Linked DNA regions of Homo sapiens: region 1 is linked to region 2. A link is a loop called in an ENCODE intact Hi-C map of the cell type or tissue named here. Cell type or tissue: gastrocnemius medialis. All regions are shown on one strand. Links, peaks and the distances in the headings refer to the core of each region. The heading gives the core; the rest is flanking DNA.

Region 1 (5,356 bases), core at 357-5,356, 450 kb before region 2:
TCCCGTTGGACTATAAGACCCATAAGGGCAGGTATAGCATTTGGTATTGCTCCTCATTTTATCCCTAGCACTATGCAAATGATGACTTGGAGGATATTTGCTGGCCAACTGCATCACAGAGGCAGAGACTGAACAGGATGTAGCATGTAGGCGTCGATGCTATTTAAGCACTTTCTTGTAGGAACCCTAAATAAAATGCCTCTACTGGTTTCACTGTATATTCATTATAAGAGGTTTAACTCACTCTTCAGCCTTCCAGTGGATTTTAAAATGACTATATCTTATAATTCATAGGCCTAAAATAATAGAATTTTATGAATAATCTCAGTTCTTGTCTTGTGAAAGTATTTCTGATCAGTCACATTAATACCCTTAGTCATTCAAAAAAATCTATGTTATCTGCTTCTTTATGACTTACTGAGTAGGAATTTCACTTTTCAAAGGAATATTATTTGAAAATATAGCAATGATATATGCTGTTTAAAATTGATTCTGTTTAATATGTTCTTATGCATAAGCTTTAGGTATCTAATACATTTTAGCCATACATTGCAAATCTCTATATATTTTAATATTATTATTGGTTAGCGTACTTCTTGGCTTACTAATGTCCACTGATGTCAGTCTTAGTTATTGTCATTCCTTCCAATTTGGAAGAACGTTTATTTTCTAACACTGACACATTTTGCACAGTGAATCTATAGGAAAATGTGACTGCATAAAGACAGTCTTCATTTCAGTGCTGATGCTCACCTTTCTGCATTAACATGAGTCTCTTTCACGTTTTATTTCATCTTGTTGCAAAAACCAATATGCTTTGGAAAGTGTAATAGTACATTTTTTTAGAGAAGTAGCATGAGGTTTGTTTCTTTCTCATACAGATCCTGAAATGGAAAATGAAGAACAACCATCCTCTGAAAATGATTCTCAGAATCAGAGTGGTGAACAGATTTCATCAAGTTCTCAGGAGGTTGATTTGGTTGATCAAGAGTCTTCTGAGGAAAATTCTCTAAATTCTCACCCAGAATCATTATCTCTAGCAGATATGGACAATGCTGCAAGCATTTCCCCTTCTGAACAGACTTCTAATCCCACAGAAAACCATGAGACTACAAATCTTAATGGTGAATGTACAGATTTAGATAACCAGCTTCAAGAACAATCAGAAACTGAGGAAGATTCCAATCCTAATGTTAGCTGGGGTAAAAAGGTCCAGCCTATAGACTCCATATTAGCAGACTGGAATGAAGATATAGAAGCATTTGAAATGATGGAGAAGGATGAGCTATGACTTGCTAAACAATCTGTTGGTAGGTATTTAAAAAGAAAAGGTAAACTGTGTGTGGTTAATAGACATCCTAATACTAAGCAGGCTTTCTAATGGGAGGCTTTAAGTATGGTGATGAACAACCACGTTCTGACTGGCGTAGTTATCGTAGGAATCTGGAGCATGCTGTGTTAGAATTGACCTTGTTTAAAACTGTCCCATCAAAAATGGAAATCCACAGTTCCCCCTTCAAATGCAGCACTGCACCACCCTGCAACACCTCAGGCCAGGGAAAGATTACTGAGCATTCCTGCGAACCAGATTTCTGTTGTCTCTGGATAGACAAGAAACAAAATTCATTTAGTAGTGGAGTGGGGAATAGGAGTTTGGATAGCCTTCTAATTAAAGGAAGCTCGCCTTTCTTGGTTTTGGGGGTTAGAGGCTCTTTTGGGAAGATGCATCCGAGTATTGTGGCATTCTGATTATGCTGCCTTCACAAAACACTCTAAGTGACCTAAGTGGTTATGAAGCAAATGCATTTATGGTGAAAACAGTCTTTGCTCATTGCTTTCTCTTGTTTCATTTAGTGACAAATGATCAAGATGACTTGATTTTTTTTCCTTCTTAACAATGTCTTTTTTATTTAAACCAAAGGTGAAGCCAGTGTACTTTCTCAGTGAGTTCTCTGCATAAAGACTAATCAGTGGGACCAGGTAAAAAGGTCATATAATACATTGTGGAGATTGCTTACTTAATACTTCTGAAAAATGGAGTAAGGGAGAAACTGTAATGTTGCAATATGAACCTCCCATTGGGCCTTCCATAGGGAAAGCTGTGACTACTCTGAAATGGAACCTAGCATTATATCCTTGTAGGGTAGATTATAAATCATTTCCAGTTCATTTCTCTTAGAGGTGATTACCTCTAGCCATCAGCCTTACTCCATCCCATGTTTGGTATGCAATTTGAGCCACAAGGCTCGTATCGCCAACAGCTATATACATTTTGTTCCATTTTTCTGTCTTACAGAGCCATGATAGAACTGTGGTTAGTGAGTTAAAATTCCTGGAGTAACTACTGTTTTTCTCCTTTGAAACTTAGGTTTCTAAAGTTGCACCTAAGGAATCTGTCACATTTTCTGTTGAATCATGGTTTTTGTTTTTGTTTTTAACAGATATTCCTTCTGATACGGACTTGAAAATTAGTGTATGGTGACCTGTGTTTAAAAAAAAAAGTACAATACAACTACATATAGCTATATAGCTTAATGAGACTTCCACCCCCCCCCTTTTTTTTTTTGGTTTGTTGTTGTTGTAGTAGTCTGGTGCTGGCCACATTTAAGTCTTAAAAATTTTTAAATTTTGTTGTTGATGTTTGTAGACAGCCCTGTTGTTGAAATCATGGCTTTATTCATTTTATTTATTTTTTAAACTTGCCTGAATTTGTTCTAAAGGAATATTTAAGAGACATAATTTTCTTCTCTTTACCATAACATTACACAAAACTTTTTCCTAAAACACGGTTGTGAGGTACTGATGAGGTGTAAGTGGAGCTGTTAAAAACAGCAGTGCTGTATTGCAGTTATGTATATTCGTGTACAGTATGTTTAGATCCCAGGTAAACATATTCTTTTCTGAGAGGATAAATACCTGCATTCAGATATTCCAGGTAAATATAATTGAGTCAGGGAGTAGTAAATCTGATGGAGAATTCACTTTGGGGAGGGGAAAAAGAATAGTATGCAAGACCCTTATTGGCTTTTAATTATACCTGAAACCAAAATGGATATTTTTAGTCTCTCTGCATGTGAGATTTGGTGTAACAAGATAGAACTATAATATATACAGTATATGGAAGGATAGATATAGTGCTTTGTTCATTTTAATTGCAAAGCTGCCAAAATAGTTGAAGCTTAATTACTTGACTTGCCTTGATTTATAGGACTGGGGCTTGGAGAAAATGAGCAGATGTTCCTCTAAGACATCGATTACAGAAGCCTTATATACATGGATTTGATTTTGTATTTGTAGCTGAAAGTCACTGTTGTCTAAAACTAACTTTTCTAAGTTATCAAAACAACCTAATTTCTTTTCCAACAAGGAGAACTTAATGGCATGAAGGATTGTGTGACACATTGGAAAAGCCAGCTTACTGCCACTCTCTTCCTTTGGCCATTAGAGGGAGGTGTTGCCTTTCATTGACGCTTAGAAGCAAATTGTTCACTTGTTAAGAAAAGTAAATCCTTAAAAAAAGAAAAGGAAAAAATTTAACCAATTTTTCTTAATACCCAGAAGGAATTATACTCAATATTTCCCTAGTTAAGAAAAGAGGAGATAATGTTCGTCTAAAAAACTCCAACGTTGTAATTACAACTCTACATTCATTTACTTACTTGACATACTGCCACAAAGTAGTTTTTGAGTTCATTAAAAATTCCAAAGGCATTAGTTGTTTTTTTTTTTTTTAGTGTTTTGTTTTTTAGTTAACTTTTATAGACATTTTAGTAACTTGCTAAAGATTCAGGGGATTCTATGAAACCCCGAATTTAGAAACATCTGGTCTACCTCAGTTAAATGTTGACTGCTTAGAAATATAGCTGAAGTGATCACCACAGCCATAAAATTGTTTAAGAAAGATTTATATAATGTTTACAAATCTGGAATCAAGGATTTTAGCTGAAATCCTTTAAGAGATATTAGAGCAAGTATTTAATTCAGGTATTTTCAAGTTTTAAAACTTAACCTGTTTACCTACTAAAAATAAAATAGCTAGTTTTTTTCTGCATATAAAAGTTCATTGAAATGATATGCCCTTATTTGCAATACTTTTCCCATAAAGTTTTAAGTGTGAAAGAATTGTAATTTACTAGATATGTTTGGTATGGGATATTTTGTTAGGCAAGTTTTCTTTTTTCTTCTTAAATTGCAATAGGCTTCCAAAAAGAGTATAATTGTTTCAGAACAAATTAACTCTTGGCATTATACGTCTCCCTTTTTCTTTACAGTATTAGTAAAAAGAAAAATTGTACACTTTCTGATTTTAACTTCACTAATGTAATTACTCTCTCAAGAAGCTTTTAAAATTTAAATTACCATCACACAACCTTTTTTATAGTAAAGCCAACATTTGTTCTCTCACCAAACCCCATGCCAAATTCATCATGAAGAAAGCTCAGCATAAGTAATTCAAATACTGCTTATAATTTTAGAGGGGGGTAGAATTTAGTAAATATTCCAGCCGGTCGTTTTATGCACAAGGCTTCAGTCAGAACATAGAAAAAAAAAACATTCTGTGAATGAAATATTGTATGTTCAGATTTTATAAAAGACATTTTTAAAAGCCCAATTTACAGCCGTATATTTTCTTATGATGTAATTTATGAAAAAGATGTCTGTACTAACAGGTGCTGTAACACTACTGTTGTTGGATTTTATTGTTTGGTGATAAATGTATACAATATTTCTAAGGGAAACTATGTACTGTGATGTAAAAGTCTGGGCAAAATGTATATAATCCTGTATATAATTATGTATTTGATTATAATTACTGATTGTAAAGATTTAATAAAATATGTAAATATTCCAGTTTAGTTTTAATTTGAATTTTTAGAATCACTGTGCATATCCTCATACTTTTATGTCTTGATGTTTATCACTCTGTTTTCCTTTTTTTTTTAAACTCATTTTATCCTCCGGGGATTGAATTCTGGGGACATTTTAGGCTGTAGAAACCCAAGCTTGTGGGCTAAAGTAAGGATTTTGTTCTAAGAAATCACTGAAAGTTTTTCAACAAGTCAGTAGCATGCACAAAGGTAATGCTAAGTGAATAAAACTCTAGAATTGTGTATAAATTATGATCCAGCGCTTGCTCACTCTCTCCATACACATATATACATACACATTATATATATATACACACACATATATATAATGACATTGACTCATTTATTCAACAAAGATTAAGGGCGTGCATGCCTTCTGTATGCCAGGCACTATTATAGGACCTGGGGTTGTAGTGGACAGATGGACAAAATGTGGTAAAGAAGATAGAAAATAAAGTAGTAAGTAAAAAGGACAATGAGTTTATGAA
Region 2 (5,389 bases), core at 247-5,246:
TTCACCTTTCCCTCCTGCCTTATGTTATATATCTGGGAAGAAGCTCTTCTCACCCAAAGTTCTAGAGATGGGCTCTCATTTGCTTCAGCTGATCAACACCCCCCACTGCCTAGCCATGGTCATTGATTTAGCGATGGCTATGTGGCCTTTTCTGAAATGGTTGACAAGAAAAATATCTCTCCTGGATGGTTTGCTTTGTGGATGTAAAGCTTGAAGCAGTTCAGCCACATTGACACGATGGGGATGACAGCCTTAGGATGAAAGGCAGAAAAATCTGCTCATTGCGGACAACATTGAGCCACTGGATCAACCTTCTCTGAAGTTCAAACAACTCCTGAACTTATCAAATCTGACCTCATCATTAAGTAGCTAGAAACTGATAACAATGTTGTTGTAGCCCAGAAGGTATTACTAGCATAGTTAACAATGCAAATTTTACTCCCTTATTAGAAAATAAGCTCTGACCACATTATTTGGCACATAGGAAATGCTCAATTAAAATATCATATGCCTATAATCCCAGCACTTTGGGAGGCTGAGGTGGATGGATCACCTAAGGTCAGGAGTTCAAGACCAGCCTGGCCAACATGGGGAAAACCTGTCTCTACTAAAAATACAAAAATTAGCCAGGCTTGGTGGCATGCGCCTATAATCCCAGCTACTCTGGAGGCAGAAGCAGGAGAATTGCTTGAACACAGGAGGCAGAGGTTGCAGTGAGCCAAGACAGCGCCACTGCACTCCAGCCTGGGTGACAGAGCAAGACTCTATCTCAAATAATAATAATAATAAAAGTTTAAAAATGGAGGGAAAAGGCCAGGTGCAGTGGCTCTCGCCTGTAATCCCAGCAGTTTGGGAGGCCAAGGCGGGTGGATCACGAGGTCAGGAGATCAAGACCATCCTGGCTAACATGGTGAAACCCCGTCTCTACTAAAAATACAAAAAATTAGCCAGGTATAGTGGTGGGTGCCTGTAATCCCAGCTACTCAGGAGGCTGAGGCAGGAGAATGGCGTGAATGTGGGAGGCAGAGCTTGCAGTGAGCCGAGATCTTGCCACTGCACTCCAACCTGGGTGACAGAGTGAGACTCCGTCTCAAAAAAAAAAAAAAAAGGAAGAAAAAATCTCATTCCACTCAAGACATATTATTGCTAAAAAGAACCAAAGCTAGAAGCAAAGGTAAAATATCACGTTTGTATTAGCAGAGTGGTGATGCCGGGGAGGGAGGGCAGGGGGTGGCAATTACTGCCTTGAGAGTTAAGGAGGAGTTGAAAGAAAAACTTATTTGGAGTATGTTTTCTCCCAATCACTCTTTGTGGCCAGAGATAAAAAACCTGAGAAGATAGGAACAGTTATCAGTAAACGGGTTTTCTCACATTTTCTCATCTACTCTTTCAAATTCTATTTCTGACAGCCAGAGGCACACAAGAGGGGCAAGCTAGTATACTTCTCTTCCTACTTTTTTTTTTTAGGACAGAGGAAACTACCTAATAGAGAAAAGAAATTAGATAGGGTCATATTAGAGCTCACGTCTGATACTGACTCATCTAAGAAACCATCGTGGCCCCAAAAAGCCTCCTACTATTGGTAACTGCCTTCCCTTTTGCAAAATGGGGTCAATAAACTAATATAGTCTTGCTGAGATGTTTGTAAAATCTGAAAATATAAATTATTTGAGAAATATTCAGGTACTGGTTGGAGAAAGAAAAAATTATACCCTAGAAGGAATAAAAACTGCGGTTTCCTTGGTCTCATTTCTAGGACTTGTGTGCAAGGCTAATGTATAAGTTGTCAGTGACACCCAGGAGCCCATTGCTAATGATCCTAAACAAATTTTAGAAATCAAACAAGGCATCATTCTGGCTAATAAAGGAGGTCATAAAATGAATACACCAATTTTCAAGCTACCATTGTGTGTCAGGAAGATTTTTCTTTATGGGGTGAGCACATTAACTTTTATGGTGGTTGATTTCCTTCTGAGAGTAGTAGTGTATCCCATTTAGCAAGACTTTGTGTAGCCTCAAGATGTGTGTGTTGTGTTACTGGAAGATAGAGAGTTAATAAATATGATACAAATTAGAAAGAGTGGCTCATCTGTGGGGAGAAATAAATGAGATGAACAGGGTGATTAAGAAAGGAAGTAGCTTATTCAGTGACTCTGTACTATGGTAAGATCCTCTAGAGCTAGAAGGAGGCCTGGATGTAAGCAGCCGGAAGGCCAGAGATTAGCCACAAAGTAAATACAAGGAAGAATAAATGAAATGAATGAGGTGATTAAGAAAGAAAGTAGCTTATTCAGTGACTCTGTACTGTGTAAGATCCTCTAGAGCTAGAAGGAAGCCTGGTTGTAAACAGCAGGAAGGCCAGAGATTAGCCACAAAGTAAGTATCTGGTGACCTCTAGGGCTTAGCCGGGGAGAACAAGGGTCAAGCTTATCATGGAAGTAATTAATCAAAGGCCAGTTACTATATGCACAAAGTGTGTAAAGAGGCAAATGAGAGGATCTCTGCACTCCAGAGACTTATAATCTATTAGGGAGACAGATATGCACATAGAAAGATGATATTTCATACTCAATATTGGCAATTAAAGGCTAATGGAGTTATAGTCCTGATGTTGCAGGAGCTCAGAGGATTGCTCTGGGCTTGGGTATCTGGGGAAGGAGAAAGGCTATGGTTTTGAGCTAGACTTTACAGAGATAGTGCTAAAAGGTTGGGTGGGTGAGAATGTGTGCAAAAGGAAGTCAGAGAGATAGAGGGAAAAGACAGGAGAGATGGTGCCCTGTGGATTCTGGGACATCTATGGACTCCCTGCATATTCACAAATTGTTCCTTCATTTCTTCCTTTTAAACAACTATATTTTATGTAAGGGAAGATAAGTTCAATGAACAAAAAGAAGACAAAATGTTAAGGAGGCCTTCTAAAAATACTTAACAAGAACAATTCTATTGTGTTGGCTTTCTATGACTTCTATAATTATACTTGCTACCTCAATGCAAGAGATAGGAAAGAAAGAAAAAGTAGCTCTGACTATGACAGTAGCCCTTAGTTGACTAAAATGTGGCAGCAGTCATTCCTGAGAACTTAAGAATAGCAGTAACATCATTATCTGAGATTTGAATTCACTTCAGGCACAATAGAAAATATATTTTTTTAATTTTCTGGACATCTTAGGAGGATATTTTAGATCAGAAATCATGTTGAGGAATTAGACATTAAGCCCCAGGACAAAGCCATTCACATGTCAATCTTTGTTGTCATCTGTCCTATTGCCAACACAGGCCTCAACATTATCAAGCGGACAGAGGGAAAGAATGATAATGTGGAAATGATGACTATATTTTCTGGAAGTGTTAAAGATTGCAGAGATCTTTCCTGGAATTGCTGAATGGTTTCTATCTCCTTAATGAGCAACACCTTTTTAGGAAGGCAGTAGTTGATGTCATCTGGACTGTCGAGTCCTATTAAAGATGAGATCAGTATCAACTCAACTCCTTTTAAGGTAAAATCTTCTCAGCCCTTGGAAAGTTCAAGCCCAGTGTACAAAGCTTAAGTCATGATCTTATCCTTTTTATTTCTTCCTTCACCTACAGACCAGCCTCTGCCAACCTTCCTTCTTGGAGAATGGCATCACCATCCATCCCACGACCTAAGCCCCAAACCCAGACTCCTGTCTCTGCTGCCCACCCTGATCCCTGCTTGTCTCATGTCTACTCCCTTAGCATTTCCGCAGTCTGCCTCTTCCATCCATCTCCACTGCTGCTGCCCCTGGTCAAACCCTAACCATTGCTCAACTGGAATAGCATAACAGTCTCCCAACTGGCCTCCCTTGCTCTCCTGCAATGATTCTCCATCACAAACCAGGAGTTATCCCTCAAAAACACAATTCTGTTCATGGTACCCCGCTAACAAATCTTTCACTGCTTCTAGGATAGGGTTCCCACCATTCAGCTGGCATGGAAGAGTATTCACGATCTGGCCCTAGCCTACCTCACGAACCTTACCTCTTTCCACATCATCCATTTTCTATGCCCCACAGTCCAATCGGGCCAAATTATTTTCATGATCTCTGGACACATCCCACTTCTTCCTTCTTCATATCTTTGTTCAGGCTGCTCTTTCTGTCTGGAATGTTCTTGGTGACTGTGTCTACCTGACCAACAAAGCTTGTCTTTGAAGACTCAGCTCAAGAGTTTTCTATGAAGTCTTTCCAAGCTGCTACTGTAAGTAAGAAGAATCTTTTATTTTATTTTTTTTAAGAGACGGCATCTAATTTTGTTGCCCAAGCTGGAGTGCAGTGGTGTGAGCATAGTTCACTGCAGCCTCAAACTCTTAGGCTCAACTGATCCTCCCACCTCAGCCTCCCAAGTAGCTACAGGCACGTGCCACCAAGCCTGGCTAGTTTTATTTATTTATTTATTTTTATAGATACAGGGTCTCAATATGTTGCCCAGGTTGGTCTCAAACTCCTAGTTTCAGGTGATTCTCCCACCTTGGCCTCCCAATGTGCTGGGATTACAGGCATGAGCCACCGCACCCAACCAGAAGAATCATTTCTCATTTAGTGCTGCCCTCACATCTGTACAATCTTCTGGTATGATATATACGTATTGTGCTTTCTGGTTTACATGTCTGTCATTCCTTTTATGCTGAAGATGAGAGAAGATGCCACATTCATTCTTGTGTTGTATTTATATTTGTATTGCCAGTTGGTTCCATGTTAGGCTCTGCCAAAGGAAGTGCTAGAATGAGGCTGCAAGACTGGAGGAGAAAGAAGAGACATGCTTCTTTTTGGCTTCTGGTCTACCTCCCGTTCCTGTGAGCATCACTCTAGCAATGCTTCTTTGCCTTCCTGCATCAGCAGCTGAGTCAGGTCTGCAATGTCTCCAGCCCTTGCAGAACCAGCATCATTGTGCCCCCCAGACAGACACCAGCATGGGCCAGCACCCTCTCCTTAGAGCTGCTTCCTGCTGGTGCTACCTCCATGAAATGGCAGAGTTTTCTTATTATATTTTTAGTTACTTAGTTAACTATATCTAGCTAACTATTCTTTATATTATATTTACTCTGTTAAAATAATATTTTTGTGGTTTCCATCTTTTGCCTGAACCCTGACTGATACATTTGTTGAACCAAAGGGGAAATTCTTTAGCATGGGGATGTAAAATTCAGGTTTCTATGAAAACACAAATGGATTTTTAAAAATTCAACAAACACAGAGCCATCGCATAAAAACTTACTGATTTTTGTAATATTCACTGAATTTCACTGAATTTGTAATGTCTTAGGAGAGGTAATGTTATTCAGGATAACTTTATCCTCTAGATCTAAAATTTGAAATCTTTGCTTTAGAGAACCCCTGGCTAATTTATGTCAGTTACTTTCTGCAGGGCC

Evidence for each region. Hi-C counts contacts between places; a loop is a spot of excess contacts. Peaks named below come from ENCODE experiments on the same cell type or tissue, not always from the same donor. Only the 100,000 strongest peaks of a DNase experiment are listed, where the experiment ranks them.
Region 1: a loop joins it to region 2, with 5 times the contacts of the local background. A loop is called at or near these places in 4 of 110 quality-filtered maps.

What each region holds. Positions count from the first base shown.
Region 1 is chr1:184,689,998-184,695,353 of GRCh38, reverse strand. EDEM3 (ER degradation enhancing alpha-mannosidase like protein 3) reads left to right here. Exons shown (of 20, transcript NM_025191.4): 20 at 882-5,117. The coding sequence ends at 1,291. Among named protein-coding and RNA genes, the nearest start is that of EDEM3, 62 kb to the left of the region's middle. In gastrocnemius medialis, for the core only: a CTCF peak has its summit at 3,447 (motif pointing right); no DNase peak of the experiment used is centred there.
Region 2 is chr1:184,239,619-184,245,007 of GRCh38, reverse strand. No RefSeq gene overlaps it. Among named protein-coding and RNA genes, the nearest start is that of C1orf21-DT, 140 kb to the left of the region's middle. In gastrocnemius medialis, for the core only: a CTCF peak has its summit at 2,380; no DNase peak of the experiment used is centred there; H3K27ac peaks cover 520 bases.